Regions from separate parts of the Mus musculus genome. Here region 1 is linked to region 2. The links are chromatin loops, found by intact Hi-C in ENCODE. Cell type or tissue: left cerebral cortex. All regions are shown on one strand. Each heading gives the region's core, and the rest is flanking DNA. Links, peaks and the distances in the headings are about the cores only. Region 1 has its middle 29 kb from the start of Gm35948. Region 2 has its middle 170 kb from the start of Gm35948.

Region 1 (11,931 bases), core at 2,424-10,423, 140 kb before region 2:
GCAACAATGGTGAACAATTTAATAATCAGCACCCATGTTTTACTTCAGAACTGAATGTGGAAAATGAAATCCACAATCTCCAATCAACCTGTCTCCATATCAGAATCATTGTCAGGGACACTAATGCCCGATCCCCAGCCAAAGATACTTAACTAGACAGGTGTGAGACTGGGCATCTGTGGGTTAAACTATTCCCAGGTGAGTCTATCATTTGCATCCAGAATGAGAAACTCCAGCCCTGGGACCAAAATAAGAAAGCAGCCCATGGCTTGTAGGAGGGCAGGAGTTCAGTGAATATATATGTGACAATTTGAATAACCGGGCTGTTCAACAGCACTTGGCTGCCCCAGCTTTCCAGATGTTCGATGTAGTCATGAAAGAATCTTCTAGGATGCTCCCGACCCAAGCACAGTGCACAATTCCAGCATGGCTGGCTCTTGTTTCTAGTGAGTTTGGCCCAGAGAACAGAGAGTGCCAGTGTTTGCAAGCTTCTTCTTTAATAGTAGTGGCTTCTTTATTTTTAAATTAATTAATTAATTAATTTAGTGTATATGGATGTTTTGCCTGCATTTGTGTTCGTGTGTCACCCACATGCCGTGTCCACAGAAGACGGAGAGGCTGTTGACTCTCCAGGAACTGGAGTTACACATGGTCTTGAGCCACCATGTGGGTGCTGGGAATTGAATCTGGGTCCTCTGCAAGAGCAGCCAGTGCTCCTCACTACTGAGCCATCTCTCCAGCCTCTGATTTTCTTTCCTACAATATCGACTGTACATTTAGTGCATTTCTGTCTTGGTTTTGTGTGAAAAGCTTATAAGGCTCTCTCTATATGTGATGCCCTGGGCTACAGTCTCCATCAGCATTCCTACACCTGTCTTGAGTTCTTTGGGTTGTACCAATGTTAGGACAAGCATGAGTAAAAAACCAAGGTGCCCAGAAGCAAGAAGACTCACACAGGATCTCTGAGACCAGCAGGAGACCTAGCGGAGGGACGCCGTGACTCCTGAAGCTTTGGGCACTCTCTGTTCTCTGAGCCAAATTCACTAAAAACAAGAGCCAGCCACGCTGAAACCATGCACTGTGCTTGGATCAGGAACATCTTAGATCATTCCTTCATGGCTCCTTCGAACATCTGGAAAGCTGGGACAGCCAAGTACAGTTGCACAGCATGGTGGCTCACATGGACATACATATATTCACTGAACTCCTGCCCTCCTACAAGCCATGGGCTGCTTTCTAATTTTGTTTCCAGTGACTCTGCCTCAAATAAGAAGAGATGAATTATTAATTTTCAGACTCTCTCTATCCAACACTTCTATACTCATAGCAGAAAAACAAAGCTAATTCAATATCAAAGCAAATTAGAATTTTTCAAATATCTATAGCAAACAGTGGGGAGAATGCAGGAATCAGGATCACTTTTTCCTTTTATATGGTGCTGCCGTCTGAGTGCTACTGGAACAAATGATGTCGTCTTTTGTGGATCTCACTGCCTGTTCACAGGGGCGAGATAAAAGATAAATGGCCTCATAAATAGAGAAAGAGCCCCCCAGGCGACAGAGAAGTTCCTGCTTTGATATGCAAGACATCATTCTGTAAGTAAGCTGCTGCAAGCATCTATTCTCCCAGACTCACAAGCTCGGGTTGGTGCTTGCCCAGACGAACTCAGACATTCTCTCTACCATTTCATGGTGCAGGAGAGGTGTGGGAACTCACCCTCCACGGAGGTGAAAGTACAGAATCTCGGAGCTGGTGTGGCCCAAGCAGTCATTTTGCCCCCCTCTTCAACTCTGTAATCAGTATCACCGGGGTCTCAGAGAGGGGAGAAACAAAATAAGGACCCGCTGTGACCAGAAGCCAAGATCACATGGAGCCGAGACAGCCTGTGCCTCCTGGACCTCACTGTGCGCTGAATGCTGAGGAATGCCCCGTGGATGCCACCCCTTCTACACAGTTCATTTGAAATGACCATTGTGTAAATACATAGGAAAGGTTGCTGAATTTAACAAAGACCTCCAACAATTCTTGAGAACAGAAGAGGGAAAGCTGGAGCATGCACTCGGAAGGGGCACCCTCCACCAGTCTCCCTTCCCCTAGAACTGAGACGGATAGTCTACGGAGTCTCAAACTTCCAAAATTCCTGGTTCAGGATGGCAGATGGACCCAGTGACTTAACATTTGCCTTGAAGTGTTCTCCATGCGTGACAACTGCTGTTTTAACATTGGTGCAGCTGTGATTACCCACAGGAGACCTTCACAGGATAGGGGCACCTAGCATGCCCTAGTGGAGGGAAGGGAAGGCTTCCAGGGTGCACAAGGCTGCACTAAGTAGGCTGCTTCCTGTTAGACACCTGAAGCCCCGCCCCTCCCAAATGGCAGGGGAGACAATTCTATGTTGGGACAGCCACTCATCAATGCACTTGCTCCAGGGAGTCAGCACAGATGAACTCAGTGTTTTCCCAAGCCAGGCTTAGACTGCATAGAATCATTTATTTCTCCCATTCAGTGTCAGGGACAGTCCACAGCAGTCCCCAGTTCCAAGATCATCCCTGCGAGCAGCGTGCTCACTCACAAAGGCAGCCTGTGCCAAGGCTGTGGTCAACTATAGCACCATTCCTCACACCAACAGCAAGTCCAATCTTATCTGGGAATCAGGAATGTAGGTAAGGGCAAAGAGCCATAGTCCAAGTAGAAGGATGGAAAAGCCACAAGGAGCTTTAACCATGCCTGTGTACTGGAACAGCTTTTGAAAGGGCAGGAGGGAGAGGGGGAGATGGCTAGGCAGGTAGAGGTGCTTGCGGCCAAGCCTGATGACTTGACTTTATTCCTGGAACCCACATGATGGAAAGAAACCCCTGCAAGTTGACCTATGACCTGCACACAAGTATATGTATGCAGGTGCGTGCACATAGAGATGCATATATACCCAACTGCACACACATATATACACAAATGCACACATACTTAATGAAGGACCCATGGATGTAAATGAATACATGTACTAATTTTAAATAAAGAGGGCTGGCCAATAGTATTTTCAAAGTGTTGGCTACAATAACAATGTTCTTTTGTTGTTGTTGCTTTGTGTTTGTTTGTTTGTTTGTTTGTTTGTTTTTCTTTCTTTCTCCAGAGCCCTCTGAGATGACTTAGGTGTGGCCAGATTTGGAGTCTGCTGTCTAGGGAAGCCAAGATAGAGACCAAGGGACAGTCTATCTTGGCCCATCCTCTCTTTGCTGGGAAAGGGAACCTATGAGGGGGAAAGCCAAGAACATGTCCTGGGCCAGCAGTGTGGAGATCAGTTCCTCAGAATAAACTTACAGATCTCACTTGGTTCCCCACACCTTCCTTCCTTAGACTAGGAAGTCTAAGGACATTTATGAAGATACACACATAATTAATGGGGATAACTCATTAATTTGCAGGCCAGGTAATCAATACACAGGTTAATCTACTTAGGTGTCTGAAGAGCCACGGAGATCTCTGTTAGCTTTGCTATCAGAGTAGCTCCCCATCGATGGCTTCTCTGGCCTCGTGGCTCTTAAGTTAACAGCCTTGGTCACGGAGAAAGCGGATAGATTAATGCGTGTTTCCATCGACTCTTTTCATGGCCAAACGGTTTATCCACAGCTCATAGGCTAGGGGCTCCATCAGTGAGAAAAAATATCTATCCGCATTTCTGAATTTCTAATCAATCTCAGTGTGATGTGTCCATTTTTTTTCTGGGTCAATCTCATGTGTTTCTAACACAAGATACAAATAGACAATCTTGTGTTTTAAAAATAATTAACTGTATCAGCCAGAGAATAATAAGGCTATTTATTGATGTGGTGGTTGTTCGAGAAAGAAAGTAAATAAAGGCAGACAATTTTCTGGAGCTCCTGTGTGTGCCACACAAAAAGACTCTAAATACCCATGATTCGGTCAAACTAGAGCTCAGGTACTAAAGAAAGCCAAGCACTAGAGAGAGTTAAGCCAGGCAAGGTGGTAACGTGGCTCAGTGGCCAGCGCATGGCCCTTCTCACTCCAGGACACTCTCAGGCAGGTAGTGCCTCTGCATCTACACTCAATGTTAAACATGTTCACTTTTCAAAAAAGCCAAACACCTGGCAATTCCAGAAGAGGAGGGGTCTTAGATGTAAGCAAGAGTCCCCACAACTAGTTTAAGCAGATGTGGACTTGTTAGAGAATCACAGGTCTGGTCTAGTATTCCTGGAAAGACTACAGAGTTGAATGTGGAAGCCACAAGGCAGGGCACGGTCATCCAGGAATGTATCAATCACATTATCAGCCGGATCCCCAGCCTGTGACTCAGCACTCCACAGTCCTAGGACACCAGAACCTGAGTGTTGCCTCAGTCTCAAGGAATTAGTCATAACTCACCCCATTTCTGCTGGCCTCTCCTGCATGCTCGTCCCCTTTTCTGCCCTCAGGGTTTGGATGTTATCTCCAGCCCCAACCTGGATGCTCACACCAGGCTGCTGTGGCACTGGCTACATGAAGGGTTTTACCTGCCCAGGTGCTCTGCTTTGAAAGGGTTGCCATGGACTTGAATGGGTCAACAGCCAATGTCTGCCTCAGCAAGTAACTGGACATGCAGACATGTTTGGCTGTGTCCTTGGAACAAGATTACCCTGAGAACCACAGTTCCCAAGGGTCGGAGTTGCCTGTTCAGCAAATTGAGCAGGGTTCAGACTCCCTCATCTCGGTGCCTGGGGTCTGGAAAAGGAGGTACCCAGAGATAAGTCTTGGTGGGGTGACTTTGTTCTGCCTCATGTCCTGCATCCCCTCCCACCTCCCCTCATCTTTTGCCCCAGAAACATATCTGCCTCTTGCCCTCACACCTGAACTCTGTGCAGACAATTTCTTCTAGACTTATGTGACAGACTTAGAAATCTCTCCATCAGAGGAAAACAGCTCTGCATAGAGATGTTTTCATTTATTAGCTGTTTAGGAGAAAATGTGTGCAGACACGAGGAAGAGCTGGCCACAATTACCTGGAAATGAGGGAGACAGTGAAGTTGGAAGCTTCCAGAATCATCTTCTAACTCTATCTGGGCTAAGCTTTTGTTCTTCTTTGTATCCCTGCAAAGTATCCCAGTGTTTGGAAAATACTTGTGCTGGGTAAAAGTTTGATGGGAAATTACCCCATGGTTAAAGCCAACCAACCCTTCTGTTTTCTGTGCTTTGCATTGTTTGGCTGATTTTCTTAAATGCCATCAGCTCCTGGGGTGGGTAGAGGGTCAATCCCTTACGTTAGCAGACAATAAAAACACTATCCTGTTGGCTTCTGGGTCCTCAGTCTCCCCAGACATGAATGAACCCCCTTCATCAGAGATGAAGAGAGAATATTGCTCCTGGTTGCCATGGCTACACCCTCCCCATCCTCTGAGTTATGATGTTCTGCTTCTTCCTGACTTCTCTTGAATCCTGCTGTGGCACTTGAGATGTTTTTAGAGGTATAAGAATCTGTTGCTTCCTCCCACAGCACAGAGGGCATCCTGGATCCTAGAGTCCACTTTGAACCCACAGACTCAGCTATGTCTAAGCCTGGGTCTCAGTCACCCAGGTAAGTAGGTGGTGATCCTAGCAGTGTCCTATGCTTACCATCTGATGTGGGTGGGGTGACAGGTTTACACATCTTACCACAAATATTTCTCTTCTAATCCTCAACCTAGCATAGAAGGTATAGAAGGTAGGCTCTCCCAGCCTTTAGAAGCCCTCCATCTCTTCCCTATTCTGCCCTCCTGTTCTCCCCCATCCCCATTCAATTTTCTATAAGCAGCAAACCCATGGAGTAGCTGATATGTACCCTGCTTGGCTGGAGTCTCTTTATTGATTCAGTTATCAACTGGGCATGGGAAGTGATTTTTCTTGTGCCAGGTGCTAACAACAGGTGGGACTGTAGTAAGGAAAAAGTCACTGGCCCGTGCATTGTTATTTCTCCATCACTATGGGCAAATTCCTGACAGAAATTGTGAGTCTATGGGGGAAATTTCTGATTCAAACCATAATACTTGCCCAGGGTCCCCCAAAGGCTCATGGCAGTCTTATATTGCAAACTGCATTTGTTCCAACTTGAAGGGTCCCCACGGCTTTCACCATTCTAACACTGTTCAAACTGTCCAAAGTTCAAAGTCTCTTCTGAGACTCAAGGCAAACTCTGAGCTGTGATCCTAGCAAAATGAAAATGAAAATTACATACTTCCAATATATAATGGCACAGAATAAACATCCCACACCCAAGGGAAGAGTGTGGAGTGTAGAAAGAAAGGCTTGGTTCAAAGAAAGACCAGAGCCCAACAGGGAAACCATTAAATCCTGAAGCTTCATGTTCCTGATTCAGGGCAAGTGGTGTTACGATGTGCGCTCCAGTGGGCTCAGACAGCTCGACCCACTGACTTCCCCTCAGACAGCATGTTTGTCCTCCCGCTTGGGCCGGCTCTACTTGCTGACTACAGGTTCCCTTAGCCAGCATCCCACATTCCAATCATTTACAGAATGGGCCACTGTCTCCCTCACAACTTCAGCTTCCCCTCCCAGCTTCAAGCACAAGCTGGAACATTCCCTTCAGGGAGTCTGAGAGGTTACACATTGCCCGAACTCACATGGTTTCTTTAAGAATTGTGTTACACATCTCTGCAGAATTACAGCACCTTATGCTGCACATCTGAAAGGCTAGGTCTGTGTGGATACTTCAAGATTCGGCTTCTGTCCTGAGAAGTATTCAAGTCCCCTTGGACCAGGGCTCAGCAGATTTGAATGCACACATGGCTGAACCTTTGAGAATGTTTCTCTAGGCATCCCTCTTCCTGTAGCACACACCTGTAGCTCTCACTGTTTAAAGAGAGTTTCCAAATTGGTTTTTGGGTTTGTTTTTATTTTGTTTTGTTTTTTTACCTTGGAGCCTCCCATGGGTCAACTCTCAACCCAGACACATTTCCTATTGTCATAGCACAAAGCACACTTTCTCTTTAATGGCACCAGTCTGTTGATAATTACAGCCATCTTGTCTGCAACTTTAACCGTGTCTATACTTAGTTTTGGACAAGTTGCACATTTTCCAACTATTTCTACCTCTTACTCCCCACTTTCAACTAGAGTCCCCACAGCTGAACAAATTCTCTACTCTCTTCCCCATCAAATACATTAGTCCATTACTGTTGTATTCAATCAATTATGCTCAAAGTTTCAGGACATGGATAGAACACAGGTCGATTTTTCCCCCCAGAATGCTACAGTCTTCATTGGCTATATGCATACTTGGCTTCCAAACTCATACCAGAAGCAGCCACTAGGAGGCACTACAGTACTCCAGGGCTTTTCCAGCTTGTCTGTGTTAGTGCCACTGAATTCTAAGTCAGCTCCAAAGGCTCAAAAACCACTTGTTCAGGCTTACTCACAGAAATTGATCCATTTCTTTGCTACTAATTTCCTTCAGTAACTTTTCATCATGTGGCCAAATATGTGACAGAAGCAACTTGATGGGGGAGAGATGCAATCTGGCTCATGGCTTCAGAGTATTCAGTTCAATGTAGTAGAATGCATAGCAAGGGAGTTCTTCCAGGGAAAGGGGAGAGCCAGGCAGGAACTTTTCACAGGGTGGCAGACCAGGACGCAACAAGTACAACCAGTGCTGAGGGCAATGAGCACTAGTGTTCATCACTGTCTGTTTCCTGTCTCTGTATGCAAAGTGACCAGCTGCCTCAAGCTCCTATAGCTTCCCCACCTGTGATGGACTATACTCTGGATCTATGAGCTATAAACCCTTCTATACTCAGCTGTGATAAACTATGTACTCCAGAGACTGTGAGCTACAAACCCTTCTATACACAGCTGTGATAGACTGGAACTGTGAACACACATGTACATGTATGCACTCAAGGGTGCCTATGAAAACACACACATACATGTATGTAAAGGTGTCTATGAACACACACACATGCATTCTCATGAGCATACCTGTAACCATACATGCTCATGCATGCACTCAAGGATGCCTTACACATACAAGCACACAAAGGTGTTTAGGAACACACACACACATACATACACATCAACTCATGTGAGCCGACACTCATATACATGCATATGAGCTTACCTCATGTGAACTTACAAAACACAATAATGTTTTACTTTGAAGTAGTGATGGTCTCTCTAGGCAGATTTCCTAGATCTAGCCTGCCTGCTCCAGTCAGTAACATCCTGCTCCCCTGTGGTACAGAGCTGCACCTCACTCCTGCTGCCTGAAAGCCAACCTCGTATCCAGAACCTTTGCAGTGCAGTCATAATGCAGCGAGTGCTACTCTGTTTTATTTTATTTTGTTATATTTAGCTTCGAGGAATACTCCTACTTATTGTAGATGGCAAATCCATTTGCCTTCCCATTTACCATAATGATAAAAGTTTTATTACTGAATAAATTGATTTGTGTTTAAAAATCATGTTTTTTCAGGAACACATTACATAAATGACTGAACTGGTGGGATAGAGACATGGAGACTCGTTAGTGGATGATACGTAATTGAATTTAAGAAAACATAGGAGCTATATATTATCAGCAGCAGGTGTTCCACACTCCATTCTTTCTAAATTAAACAATTACTAGAAATCTCCCACAACTTGGATGCATATTGTAATGGACTCTACTTGTTCATCTCTGCAGAGCCTGGTTGGTCCCACTTTGTGACACAGAGTCAGGTCTACCCTAGACTTGAACAACTCAAAAAAGAGGGTCATTGATCCGTGAATATTCATGAACCCTGTAGGTCCTAAGTGGTCTAAAATAAGGACAGATACAAAGTTCAGGGCTCTGCCTGTTTGGACCCTGTATCTCATGGGTGAGATGTGCAGGGAGCAAGTTCAGAGCCTCTTCATGTGGTAGCAATAAGGTGCCACATAAGAGAGGGAAGAAGGTGAGTAGCTCCAGGGAGGACATATTACTCTGAAGGTCAGAGATGCTCTCCCTGGGGAGGGACAATGAGCAGAACCTGGAACAATGAGAATTCAAATAGATGGGCAGAAAGAAGCAAAGGGTAGAAGTGGGGGTTGGGATGAACCCCCACTGTGAGAAAACATGGGGAGAGGTACACAGTGTCAGAATGACCTGGGGAATGAGGGAAGAGGGGAATGTAATCAGCTGTGCAGACAAGGAGGGGCTGGAGTGGCCCAGACCAGAACCATAGACAGGCTGACCTGTCCCAAGCTTGGAAAACAAAGATGACATTTAAAAAGCTATTTGCAAAATGCCTCAGACATGAACGCCAATTCCCAAGCACAACTCCCTGTCCCGAATTGATTGCATCTGCCCAAGAGATATGGTCCATCCTGACCCTGGTGTCTGAGAGCACCCCTTTCAAAATATGTTCTTTGCAGGTGTCATCAAATCAGATGACATCCTGCCAGATCGGGACTTGAACACAATGTTCTCATAAAAAACCTAGTATCCTTACCAAAATACACAGGTTTAGGGGGGACTCATTTGAGTTTAGATCCCCAGAACACATCTAAGACATTGGGCATATGACAGAGCACACCTGTAACCCCAGCACCAGGCATGTGGGACAGGGAACATAGGAAAATCAGATCCTTAAAACTCATTGGTTGGCAGTCCAATCTTGCCAGATCAGTTTCTGTGAAAGGGAGTCCTGTCCTCAGAAAATAAAGGTAGAGAGTGATAGAGGAAAGGCCCAATGCCTGCCTCTGCCCTCCACATGCACACACCCACACTAACAAGTACACACACAGCACGTATACACACACACACTACAAAAATACACACACACACACACACATACAAATAACCAGTATATACACAGCACATGTACACACACACAAAAACACAGACTATAATACATACATGCATACATACATACACACAAACACTAACAAGTACATAGCACATGTACACACACCATAAATAATACATACACACATACATACATACATACATACACACACTAACAAGTACATAAACAGCATGTTAACACAAACACACACTGTAAATAATACATACATACATACATACATGAAATCACAGAGGCTTGGAAAGGATATCACATGCCAGATAGGTTTACTGAAGTGTTCTGGGCAGTGCAAGATATGAACAGCATCTCTGACCTCCTTCCTTCAGGTGGCCACAGCACTTGTTCTGTGTTGTGGCAAACTCAATGATCCGAGACATTCTTTCCCTTGAGAAGAGGTCAGACAGTAATGTTACTATAGGTGAGAATTAATGATTTATTTTTTAACACTGCTGTTTTTAACAAAACAAGGAAACACATGATCTTGATTATCGATGGGAATGTAGCTAGATCTGAAGCCATTGAAGTCTCAAGGTTCAATAATGTCAGGAAGAGAGGGAGGCTTGAGGGGATGGTGATGAGAACTCCCCATTTTCGCCCACTCCTGCTTCATGAGAGTGTTCACAGCATCGACTGTGTCTTCACACAAGTTTACAAAGACACCACTCTCCTGGTCAAAGCTCTTCACTACCTGCCTGTCTTACCCATGGCAGTTAAAGGTCACGGCAGCAAAGACACAAGTTTCTTAATGCGAGTGAGAGAGTCTGGCAGCGGAGGGTGAAGAAGCAGGAAGGATAAGAAGTTAATACACAAAGCAAGGATGGGAACTACTTTGAAAAATAATTTCATTGTTTCCAAATGTGTTTCCAAATGTGTTTCCCTGGGCTCCAGAGTAAAAGGTCTGTTACATTAACACAAAAGCAAACTGAGAGCAAATGAAAGAAACAATGTAACATCTCTTACTCACCATGTCTAATGGGCAAGGTCTAGATCCTAGACCAGGAGGTTGAAGACCAGGTTATGCTCTTGGTCTGCCCTGTAGGAGGCAATGGTCTTCTGAGATGTTCAAGTTCAAGGGGTAGGAAGCCTGGTCCAGCTCACTTGGCCTTGAAAAGCCCATCTTATCTGTCTGGGTGTCCTTTAAATGAGAGGCTTGCTATTCAAGCCCCAACTTTCAGCTAATCGAAATCCATGGCAACCAGTTCTTCAGTCAGGCCTAGGGCCTTGTGTAGTAAATAGAAGGGGGCTGGCTGTGTCCCTGGGGCAAGTGAGATGGGACATTGGTGGGAGCTTGAAAATAGGACATTCACACAAATCAGGAGAATTCCTCTGCCTGCCTTCTCTGCTATAGATGCTCGCCCTCTCCCTCACCCACCGGCTCTAGGAGCTCTAGCCTCCAATCTCTGCAGCTGAGACAACTCAGTGGCCCCAGGTTCTGTCTCTCTTTTTCAGGCTTCTTACCCATTGAACTTTAATATCCCAGAAGACCACTATCTCCTGCAGGCCAGATGCCAAGTTCGGGGTCCTTCTCTTTCATGGTGATTCTCTGAAAACAGGTACTGAGCAATCCCAAGACACAGCAGGATTCACAGAAAGGCTCTACATCCCACTGCCTTTTCTGAGAGCCTCATCTCCACAGCTTCAGACAACTCTCACTCACAAAATCATCACGGAGACCAGGAGGAGCTGTGAATGAGGGCCATTGAACCGTAAAGAAGCTGGTGATTTTCTTGTTCACAAGAATGTAACAACACAAACATGCTCCCAATTAATTTTACAAGGTGAGGACAACCCTAAGGCCAGCGTAGGGCAATGACCAAGCAAGACAAAGGAATTTAGCTAAATCTCACCTACAAGCAGAGGTGTAAAATGCCCTCATAAAATATCTATCAGCTTCGTTAAGCATTAGCTCATGTTAGAAACACAACAGCTAGCAGGTTTCAACTCAGCTATATGATGTCTCTACAACACATCTTGGAGAATCACATCTTTGTGAGCCATGGCATGCTTGCATACGGGGGTGTGGGGTTGTAGGGGGAGGGCTGAGCTGACCCTGAGAAAGGCCAACAAGAAAGACTTGACAGATAATCAAATAATCGCTGCTTATGAGGGTGTTGATGGAAATGAACAT
Region 2 (11,931 bases), core at 1,447-9,446:
CGATGTCTCATGGCCCTTGAGAGTTGCATCTTCTCTGCGTCTCAAGAGCGAGTGAAGACCTCAATTTCTTTCCCTCCACACCACTCCTCCTATGGTGGATGGGGTGGGAACCATCACAGATAGCACTTTCCGAGCGCTTACTCTCTCCAGGGCATGTGCTAGGTGCTGGCATCATCAGCTCTGCCCTCTGGGACATGATGTTCATACTGGAGAAATAGATCTTGGTGAGTCCTTCTGAAGTATGGTCGGTGAAGGGAGTTTGCCTCAGTGTTCACTCAGACCAAACTCCAGTCAACAGAAACAGAAGGAGACAGCATGGGGAAATGGTACCAGAGAGACAGAGGAGGCAGCCAGAGTAGCATTATTGATCCAAGTGGAGTGTCTCAGGTACATAAGGGAGACAGACTCACCACAGCAATGTCCAGAGGGGATAATGGTCTCAAGTGCTACAGTGCTACCTTGGCAGTAAAACAACAAAGATTGGAATTCTAAGCCAAGGATGTGGCTGACCTGGGACCACGGAGGAGCCCAGTCAGACCCCTGCAAGCTCACTAGCAGTAAAAGAGGTAAAGAGAGTGGATAGACTGGGCTAAGGCGAGAAGGGCCTGGGGAAGAAAGAATGAGCTTTTCTTCAGCGGTCAGAGCACTAACTCCCACCCAGGAGCACCGCTGCCTCCACCGAACTCATCCAAGACCTTCGCTTTGGGTGGCCTCCTGTGCATACACGCATATCACACACACATCACACATGCATACTACACACATATCACACATACATACACCACACACACCCATTGCAGAGCAGACAATCAGACACCGGCCTCACATGAAATCGCTCATGTGATTGCAAGCAGTTACAAAATAAAGGCCCCAAAGACAGGCCAGTGTTGCAATCTGCTGCAGTCTGGAGCTTCTCTGAACTGGTCTGAACCAGCTCCAACTTAGTTGTCACTCAATAGTAGCTCTGTCTCCTGCCCATCCTCAAGCTTCATCACTTCCCCTGAATCCAGATATCAGGGTCAAGAGTTCTAGACCCATTTCCAATATTAGTAGATCTATGATTTGGGGCAGATCTATGAAATAAGGCTGCCATCCCATCTCCAACTTGCATGGTAGTTTGTGGTCTCCAGGCTGTTTGTGTACAGCTCAGCTATTTTGACTATCACGGCCCTCAGGAATGGCCAGAAAGGTCATGTGACAAGAACCTGGGTTCCACTCAGCCCACCAGGCATGTCCCTAGTCCGCCACTGATGTCCCTTTCCTTTCTGTGTCCTACTTAGGGGACTGAGCCAAGTTAAATATGGCAGAGCACAATGCATCCCAGGGGTCACACAGTAACGAGAACAGGAACACAATGCTTCTAGACACTGTTGGACACAAATGGAACAGGGGGCAGGGGGGCTGTGGGCTAAACTCCCTGTCACAGAGCTGATGAAAACCCGACAATTGATCGTCTCTGCATGATGGAAATGTCTCTTGCACTTGCACCCCCTGCCAAGCTTCCTGGAAGAAATGCCTTCAGCAAAGCAATCCAAATTTGGATAATTATCCAAGAAGCCGTAGGGGTTCCTTGGACCCATCACTTCCAACTGTTTGAGGCCACGGGGACAATTGGGCTGCTCCATCCACTCTGCGGCTCCTCTCTCTTCTCTCCACCGTCCTTACATCTCTTGTTGCTTCTGTCGGGCTTGTCCTGGACCCGCTCCTTAAGAGCAGGGCCGTAATGAGGGCTATAAGGAGGTCAAAGACAGACAACTACTTCTGGGCTGAGGCTTATAGCCTTCCAGTGAGCAAAGCCCAACTCGAGGTCATGGCCTCCTGCCCTTCCTTTTCTTTCTTTCTCTTCTTCCTCCCTTCCCTTCTCTCCTCCAATCCCTTCCCTCTCATGGCTTTGGCTGAGTCCAAGCAGAATCATGTAGAAGTCTAGGTTCGTAGCACTTATTCATGGTTTTCTAGGAGGAACTCTTGGGCTTTATGCCACAGCCAGTCTGACTGAAGCCCACACGCTTCCATGTCCCTCCAGGAATGCTGCTTCCCACAAAAAGCTGGACACATCACACGTCCATGGCCCAGCTACTCTTCTCTCAAAAGGAGCAGGGTACATGCTTGTTCCCAGTGTGAAGTGCAGGTTCTTGTCACCAGGGAGGTTGTGCTCAGAGCTATGGATTTTCTAAGCAAAGGCTCGCTATCTGGGGACTACATGCTGCTAAAAAGACACACAGCATTAGGAGACTGGACTGTTAGCTAACATTCCTGGGAGAGGAATCCAGAGCTGGAATATGCAGTTTTAATCCCAGCGTGAGCATATAACATTTAAAAGACAACATGAACCTTGAAAACAACATGGGACACCAAGAAAGAATGGGATGACCAGAGGTCTGAGGTGATGCACCCTTCAAATGGTAATGGGGGACTGTGAGGTATGACCAGACACCACATTGCGTTGTCTTGGATGCATCCTATCCTAAGAGGATACAGCTAGATAAGGAGACAGGTCATGGAGCTGTGGGCCTCTACTCTGTCCTCCATAGACCTCATCCCTGAACACTCCAAAGCAGAACTATCAGGCAGTCCCCAGCCACTGCTGGTCAGCTATTGATGGACAAATGTCTCAAGTGCCTCACCTTATAGTGACACAGAGTGTTCTCCAGCACCAGTATTCCCCAGGGTGGACACTGGCCACACAATGTCCTGTTCTCACTCACTCACACCAGTGGCCAGCCTCTTCTTTTCCATCTCCCCCCTGTCTGCTATTTCTAGGTCATCTCCAACACACACACACACACACACACACTCCAGGCTACCTGCCTGCATTTTATTGTCTCAGAACCTGTTGTTTAAGACCCACTTGCCTCCTAATACAACAGCTTCCCTGGAGATTCGGGGAGTCCCCTCTGCCGTTGGTTCCCTATCCTGGCCAGCAGGAGGCAGTTCTCTGGGCCTGGGAGGTGACTATAGAGGTTATGATCTGTTCCTCTGAGGCCTTACCTCTTCCCACACCAGTTGTTCAGCCTGAGGAAGGGAAACAGACACACTGCTTGGTGTAAATTTTTGTTAACTGGCCTCCTGGAAGCAAGTGGGGCAGTGGGTTGGGTCCTCTTGACACTCTAGGACTTTCAACCCTAACTTCAGAACCTTCAGTCACTGCTTGGTCTCAGTGCAAAAGTCATGTTTGTAAAAGGTAGTCTAAGACTAGGAAACCTTGCAGTGCTTCTAGCCCAATTTTGCATTTAACGCCATTGTAAAAAGAATTCGTCAAATATCTCCGTGCCAAGTAAAGAATGGGAGCCCCAAGAAAGAGGAATGAGACAAGAAGCTTATAACAGGAGTGGGAGGGGCCTGGAGGAAAGAAAAGCACACTGCTCCGGCTCAGGGTAACCCTCTCAGTCTCCCCTGCACGCATTTCTCTCCCAACATTTTTGGGTGTGACGTGTGAGCATTCTAACAGAGAGCAGCACCAGGTACTCTAGATCCTGTGCTTGAGAGCCCAATGGCTTCTCTTCATCCAATTTACAGATTATACACAGTCCTCAGATTAAATAGGCATTGCAGGCTGGAAATGTTCATGAGGAAATTTTCATAATTGAGCCTGGTGTGGAGCCTGGCTTCTTCCAGAAACTCCAGGAGACAGACATGGGGGGGGGGGTCTTTTTTCACTTTGCATCAACTTCAACAGAAGAGAATTGCCTTCCTCTAACAGAAGTCACCTTTCCCAGGATCCCTTGCAAAGGTCTCCGTGTTCTAAAAAGTGGGCTGTGAGGAGATGATGGGGCTTAGCTTTAGACTCACAAAGACCCAAGCCAGGAAGGACCAAGACCTAGGATGGCTCTACAAGTTTGAGGATTTGGGGTGTCTTTGGATATGAGTTTGCGGTGTTTGGCTATGAAGGCAGGGGGCACTCTCCACACTGCCCCTCTATTCTTCATACAGAGCGAGATTCTCCCCTTGTAGTCCAGTACAGAAGATTTAAGACCCTACAAAGACTCAACCCCATTCCCAGTCCGAGGGACTCAAAACTACTCCTAAGCTCTGCCCTAAGTCAGTCTGCAACTTCCCCCTCTTACTGGGAACTGTTTCGTGATATTCCACCACACGCAAGCATGGGTGCCTCACATACTGCTCACTGTGGAGGTAACCTGGCTGGGTGGCTGTCTACGATGACGACAAGTTCCGCTTCTGACTTCCAGGTGGTTTGTAAATTCCACAAAGTCAGGAGCTGTGTCCTTCTGGAAAATGGGGGCCCCAGTACTTGGTGCTAGGTGCTTGGTTATAATTACACAGGTATAGACAAGGGTGACAAATAAAAACGGCGTAACTATGGTGAAGCTGGTAGTCCCGTGGTGTACTAGAGATACAGATCTGTGCAAGCCACAGAGATGAGATGGGTATGACAGATAGGAGAGGACAGGATAGGACAGGATAGGGCCAGATACAGATAAGGGAAGAGGAGAGGAGGGAGGGAAAGGGACAGGAAGAAGATGATAAGGATGAGAAATACAGATCGGATAGGAGAGGACACGGGGAGGATATGAGTCAGGAAACAGGCAGACATTACCATAAAAACAGACAGCCATGTGTGTGCTGAGCAGATGCTGGCATTGCCATTGAGTGTAGCTGCCAGTGCATACATGGCGGAGTGGATTCCAGGCACAGAGTGAATGAGGAACAGACTCTCCTCATAGCCCACTCTTCCTCCCAAGCCTTCCCCACCCAGCACCCAGTACAGGCAGGGAAGACTTCCATGTCAGCCAGAATCAACATTCATGTGTGAACAATTCAGTGCTCTCTCAAACCCGTCTAATCCTAAGAACGCCCGAGAGCCTCCAGCGAATGCAGCTCTGGCTGCACCCAGCCCACACTGTGACACTTTGGAGGCCAGGAGCTTGTTCCTCTGAGCTGATTACACTAGTCTCTGATTCACTGGCCTGACTCCTTGGAGCGTAAATGTACTTGGGCCTTTAGTTCAGGGCTGAGGCACTGCTGGGGTTTGGAAGCTCAATATCTCCCTCCGTGGGGTGAGTTTCTCTTCCTTCAGCGAATTCAGCAAAAGAGCGAGCCAGGATGAATGCAAACAATGCTGGACATGCTACTTCCAAACTCCGACCCCACCCCAGCTAAGCTTTGTTTCTTACAGACAGAGGCTGTAGGGTTGCGCTTGCTAGGATGAGAAGGAGGAGGAGCGGGCTGGCAGCTAAACTGCTGCCTTCAGCTTCAGGACTGTACCTCCCTCCAGCTTCAAGTGGCTCATCTGTACAAATCGTTAAGGTCGCAATTGCCCTGACTCCATGAAGCACCTGTTCACTGGGACAGGCAGAGCCAATCAAATACTGAGAGTTTCATACAACTAGAAAGCTTACCAGAGATGCCAAAAAAAAAAAAAAAAAAAAAAAAGGGACTCTGGAGCCAAAGAGGCTGCACCACAGAGGTGCGTGGGTTCCCAGCAGTTCCCTGATTCCTCCGGAGCCCTGCTGAGCCACAGGTGACCCGCCATAGGCCTTTCACCCTTGCCTCCACCAAGTTCATGCTTGTAACTGGAGAAATCACAAGGTAGACAGGGCTGGCATGACCCAAGGTGGGCAGGCATCTGGGGGATGAGATGGAGAGAGATTCCACCCAGCTCTCGACAGTCCTACAGACTTGTCCTCTAGTCACTGTCCCTAAGCATTGGGGGACACTGAGGGTAGATGGCACCTGTCATTAGGATGTGGCTCTGTGCTGTAGAAGTCAGTCAGAGACAATACACATCTCAGAGTTAGATACCAGATGTTTCTATCATGGCTGTTCATCTCTGTCAGGGCAGACACAGACATTCCCATGTCCCAGTCAAATTCTATTTACTTATAAGAAGAGGCTGCGTCCCTGTGGCCTAAGGACTGTGCTGTGGCTGGTCCTGGGTGTAAGAGATTACGAAGAAAATGTTTTCGACAGATGATCATGTGAAGCAGGGAGACATGGTGCCCAAGCGGGGAAGCACAGACTCTCAAAGTTGATCTCAGTAAACAAACGGGACCAAGCTGCAGAGTCCCTCAGACCCATGTCTCAGTGTTAGTCAGAGTTCTCCAGAGAGATAGAAATGATAGGATGCACATATATTAAAAGGGCTTGTTGGAGCTTCTGGCCTCCAGGGAATGGGCTGGATAGTCTAACAATGGCTGTCTGCACAATGGAGACACTGAGAAGCCGGTAGCTGCACAGCCCGTGACAAACCAGTGCTGACGACCTGGGGGAGTCCCAGGAGCCTCCGGTCTCCAGTCCACATTAGAAGGCTGAAGATGCCTGGTTCTAACATTAGCAAAGGATGGCAGCAGCAATGTGGTAGATGCATTCACCAGCGAGATGTGAAGCAGGGAAACGATTTCCTGGAATTCTTTATATGTGGGCCACTGCCAGGAGGTACTACCCACTCTGAGAGATAGTCTTCCTCATCCAGGTGACCCTCCTGGAAAGACCCTCACTGAAAACCCAGAAATACATCTCTTAGTTAACTCTACATACAAGCAAGTTGACACCAAGATTAAGCCACCACACTGAGCAGGGCTGGACCTCACACTTGACTGGTTGACCAATGTTCTGTCTCTCTGACATGTGGATGTCAAGTCTTACCAGAGAAGGGAGGTTTTAGAAGCATGGGATGTTTCTCAGCAACTGGGCTCTATGCTTCTGACTCTCAATGTGCCTCCTATGGGCCCCAGCTTTTGGATTTCTGGAATGCAGATCATTTTTATAACCCCTGGCTTGTCCTTGCAAGCCAGCATCCCCGACTCCATCTGTCAGGTCCCTCTCCTGTAACCCCTCAGATCCCACTGCGTGCAGCTTCCCCAGAAACATCAGAATGGTGCAGGATGTCTGTACAGAGGCAAAGAGTCATTCACATCTAGGAGAAAACAAGGTGGAAGGGAAATGTCACAGTCACTTCAGGGTGGCACATACGGACAGACAGCATAACCTGTTGGACCAGACAGACTTCAAGCATTCTCCTGTGATGCTTAAAACAAGGTTCCACATTCTACTTCAAGGCCCCATTGTCCTAAAATTCTCAATGTTGAGGCTGGAGAAACATGCCATGTGATAGCTCTGAGAGCGACAAACCCTGCTGTGGACTCAGCACACACCATCCCACTCCAGGGAGAACCCAGGGGACTTGGTCGTTGGGCAGACCATGGATTTAGTCTTAGCAGATAGATTTAGTTTCTACATCAATGGGAAGGCAGCTGTGTTTCTGGAGCAATCTGATCAATGCTGGGATAGATTTCCTGTTCAATAAAGGAAGCTAAGCAGGAGGTGTTTAGGGAACGTGAGAAGTGGTCACAACCCAAAGCAAAGTGATCTAAGAGCAGGCGAATGGTCTGACAGTTCTTTTTTGTCCATTTGTTTTGTGTTGGTGAGAAAGGCTATTGCTTCAAGCTCACTCTCCGGGTCAGACTAGCCCCAACTTGTGATCCTCCTGCCTCCACTGTTCAGACGTTGGGATTCTAGGTGTGGATCACTAGCTCACACCTGCACGGGGCTGTACGTGGCTCTTAAGTTCTGTAGATGGCTGGAGAGATGACTCTGCAGTTAACACACCGCTCTTGTAGAAGAGGTCAGGCAGGTAGCTAATGGAGCTAACTATAGCTCCAGGGAGATCTGATGTCTCTGACCTCTGGAGGCACCTGTACTCATTCCACACACCCAAGCAAACACACACACACACACACACACATCCACGTAGGCACACATGCATACACACAGACACATGTACATACATGACCACGTTGCACACACAGCTCAAATGTGTGTGAGCAGATTTCTCTGATGCAAATGTTAGAAATTTCTGGATGGTACGATGCGTTGTCTGCCTCCAGCCAAACCTATCAGCAAGTTCTTTCCCTCACAGGTACCTCTTCTGAGCGGACTTCAGTGACCTCAGCTACACCAATGCCAAAAGTTAGGCAGGACGTTGAGAAAGCAGACCCCTGATAAATCAAGGCCAAATCCTGTTTCATGATGCAGCAGCCACCATTGTCTTCTCCCCTCCTTACTAAGCCCCGTAATCTCCATCACACCCTGCTTATGCCAGCCTTCTGCTCCTATGAGCCGCACATGACCCTAACCGCTGTTGCTCACTTATCTTTTTACCTGAACCCCCTTCCCGATCTCTTTGCAGCCTCACTGGTTCATTTACAATTGCCTCCTGAGTGTGTTGGGGAGGTGGGGCATGTGTGTTTGTATCTGTCCATGTGCATGGAGACTGAAGGTCAGCCCTAGCTATAATGCCTCAGGAGCTGTCCATCGTTTTATAAAAGCCTGGAGCTTGTGGTACAGGCCAGGATGGCTGGCCAGTGAAGCCAGGACTGTGGTGATAAGCAGGCACCACCCCACCCTGCTTTAACCACATTGGTTCGAGGACTGAATTCAGGTCTTCATGCTTGTGAGGGCTGAGCCATCGCTGCAGTCCCTTGTCACCTTTCTATGCCTACCCCAACCCTCCTGCTCCAATGGAGATTCTCTCGTTCAGCCTTCACAACACTGTCCATGCAGAATTACCTCTAAGACTCGCTTCCAACACCTAGTGTTAGGGTACATTTTTAATTGTCTCTCCACATAGAGACCTTGCTTCTTCAGATCAAAAGAGGACCTCATGGGTATTGCATTTGTTGGCTCTGCTAGGGTTTTAGGTAACCAACACTTCGGTCAGTATCCGTAGCATCCAAACAATGGTATCATCCATGCAGTTAAAACTCTACAGCCTCCACACAGATAGCAAAGTGTCCTGAACCAACAGGACTCAGGGTTCCAAATGGAGAGGTGCCAAGGGGGAGGAGAAGCAGCAATAAGAAAATAAAGAAAAATAAAAAAGATAAAAGCAAGTTCTGGGACCGGGGGTTGTTGCATACGCTGAGGAGATATGCCAAGCAAGTTTACTAAGAAAAGTATGACATCTTATGTATTATTTGCAGGGGGTGAGATGGCCAATATCATCCGAGAGCTACGTCAGACAATGTAGGCAAAGAGAACACAAGTTACTGCAGACAGAGATGTCTGAGAATGATAATCACAGCCCTGAGGGAAGAAGACATCGGTCTCCAGATGTCACAGCCTGACTCTTCCTCCAAGACACTGGCTGCAGCCTAGCCTGACCTTGCCAAGTCCACTCCTGGACAAGGACACAGAACAGAAGTCCCCTCTGTCCTCTCATCAGGACCTTTGAGAAAATCTTGAGTCAGCTTGGTTCTCAACGGTGAAGCTTGGTTGCTATCTTCTTACTTTAAATGTGATCGTGGGTGATGAAACTGAAAGCAACCAATCAGAGGAGTGCTGGTGGAAAAAGGGCACAGGCTCACTCATTCCTATAAAACCAAGCCTTCTCTTCAACCAGCAACCCAACATCACCAGTGTAAAAATAAAAATATCTGTGTACAGAAACCCACACGACATCACATCTATTCGTGAGTGTCCCATCACTGGGGAGTGGATAGACAAACAGATGGCATAGGATACAAGCCTGTAATGAAAGAAGAGAAATCCTGATTCAGGTGGGTGAGCCTCAGCAGGCTGCTGTGCTACCAAAAGAAGCCAGGCTCAGGACCTGCACACTATAGGGCTCTATTTACTGGACACCCAAGTAGGCAGGTTTGGGAAGGGAGAAGATCCAAATCGCCAGGGGCTAAGGTGAGAGGAGGCTCGGGGTTCTTATGCTGATGGTTGCATGACAAGACACATTTGTCAAAACTCACAAAACTGCATACTAAAAAGACTGAGTTTCACCACATTGAAATTATATCCTAAGGAAAAAAAATATCATTTCTAAGCCTACAGCTTCTCAGACCTGCAGGCTCAGAGCTTCACCAGGTCCTTTGGGAAACAATTTGGAGACTGTAAGGCTAGCTTCTTGCCTGTTGACTTCTAGATCATTCTTCCTTAGTGACCTGAGGTGCTTGGAGCTGGTGGGTACAGTGATTTTTTTTTGGCATCATTTTGTGTATGCATGTGTATACTAGTGTCTGTATGTGTGCATGTATGTTTGATATACCAGAGCATGTATGCAGATACTTGTGGAGGCCAGAGGGCAACCGCTGACGTCATTTTCAGGTATACTGTCCACCTTCTTTGAATCTCTCACTGGCCGGGAGATCACCAATTATACTCTATTGGCTACTCATTGAGCCTGGGGATCCTCCTATCCCTGTCTCCCCAGCCCTGGGTGACAGGTGCTCACTGCCACTCCCACCGTTCTGACATGGGATTGTCAGAATGAACTCTGGTCCTCCAGCTCAGAACACAAGTACTTTGCTGACTTCAGTACCATGCAGCCTCCTGAGTCCTCTTCTTGAGCTGCTGTTTCCATGAGCAAAACAATGTCCACTGGTCCTGATTCCCTGTCCACTGGTCCTGATTCCCTGTCTACCAGTCCTGATTCCCTCTCCACCAATCCTGATTCCCTGTCTGCTGGTCCTGATTCACTGTCCACCAGTCCTGATTCCGTCTACTGGTCCTGATTCCCTGTCCACCAGTCCTGATTCACTGTCCACCAGTCCTGATTCCATGTCCACTGGTCCTTATTCCATGTCTACGAGTCCTGAATCCCATGCCCATCAATCCTGATTTCCTGTCCACTGGATCAAATTTCCTGTCCACTGGTCCTTATTACCTTTGCTCAACAGCTAAATTGTCCATGTGATATTGAGCCTTCCTGGATGAGATTCTAAATTCCTTATCTGCTAAACAGAAAACCCCTGAGCTCATCCTTCTGTCCCAGTTCATGGGTCAGGGCATTTTACAACATTACCCACACAGAGCTTTCCTGGAAGTCTGCACCCAGGACAGAACAGCTTTAAGATTAAATTACCTAAACACAAAGTATGATATCTGAGAACATGTTGTTTTTTTTTAAGTCTTTCTTTTCCCTCTAATAAAGAAAAGCTTTGTCTTTAAAGTAATTGGCTGATAGAACTGAGTTACTATTTTCCAGGCATACAGAAAATATTCCTACCTGAGGAGGGGGAGTGGTATCCATGGCAACAAGATACAAAGGTCCTCAGCATCTCGTAGACTGCAGGGCACAATAGGAACATTCTCTGCAGCTTGTTCCTACGAGGTATCTAATGAGAGCTCATCATGGACTTCTGAGGTCCCTGAGACACTTTAAGCTGGGACCTCACTCATTCTTGGGAAGGATTTGGTAGAATGGTTATGATTGTGGGCTCAGTGTAGGATTGCCTGAACTTGACCCCTGACTCATTTACAGTGTGGGATGTTGGACGAGTTTCTCCCTCTGCGGAGGTATTCTCTATAAATGGCAGATTTTAGCTCCTGCTTCTTAAATGTGTCCACATGAGTCTCCTAATGGAAGAGTAGCTCTAAGAACCCCATAAAGCTTGTGGTGAAAACCCAGACTGTGGCTGTTATGAATAAATGCATACTAGCATGCACTGAGTCCTGTTAACAAAGTAACTTTCAACACTGGATCTGAGGTACACACTGCCCCCCATCTCTACCTATACTCAGGGCTCCTCAGATGTACCTGGTGGCTAGGTCCCTGAGACAGCACTTTAGGGAAGTGGCAAGCAGATGAAACCTGCTGGGCTTGCTTCCCATCAAAGGTGTTCTTGGTACAGTTCCCCTACCTCCTGACATGCATCTATGACTACTCGATTCCTACCACAAATCTCCTGCCACACACCTTGATCTTTTTTTGGTTTACTTCCCTGGGTCAGATGAATAATAAGCTCTGGGGTGGGCATACCTCCCTTAAGCTTGTGTTTCATGCTTAGTAAGAGATTTTCATAACAGTATAAGGAAGTTAGGAATGGGGAAGGAAAATAAACTCCATCTACCCACCACCCATGCACTCATCAGTCTACCCACCCAACCACCCACCTGTCCAAACATTCACCCACCCATTTACTCACCCACCAATTTATCCACCCACCCATACATCCATACATCCAC

Evidence for each region. A loop is a pair of places that touch in the nucleus more often than their neighbours do. Peaks named below come from ENCODE experiments on the same cell type or tissue, not always from the same donor. Only the 100,000 strongest peaks of a DNase experiment are listed, where the experiment ranks them.
Region 1: it touches region 2 in a loop (2.2-fold over the local background); 3 of 42 quality-filtered maps call a loop at or near these places.

Annotation. Positions count from the first base shown.
Region 1 is chr2:179,063,262-179,075,192 of GRCm38, forward strand. No RefSeq gene overlaps it. Among named protein-coding and RNA genes, the nearest start is that of Gm35948, 29 kb to the left of the region's middle. In left cerebral cortex, for the core only: a CTCF peak has its summit at 7,294 (motif pointing right); a DNase peak (open chromatin) is centred at 7,294.
Region 2 is chr2:179,205,959-179,217,889 of GRCm38, forward strand. No RefSeq gene overlaps it. Among named protein-coding and RNA genes, the nearest start is that of Gm35948, 170 kb to the left of the region's middle. In left cerebral cortex, for the core only: no CTCF peak of the experiment used is centred there; a DNase peak (open chromatin) is centred at 4,598.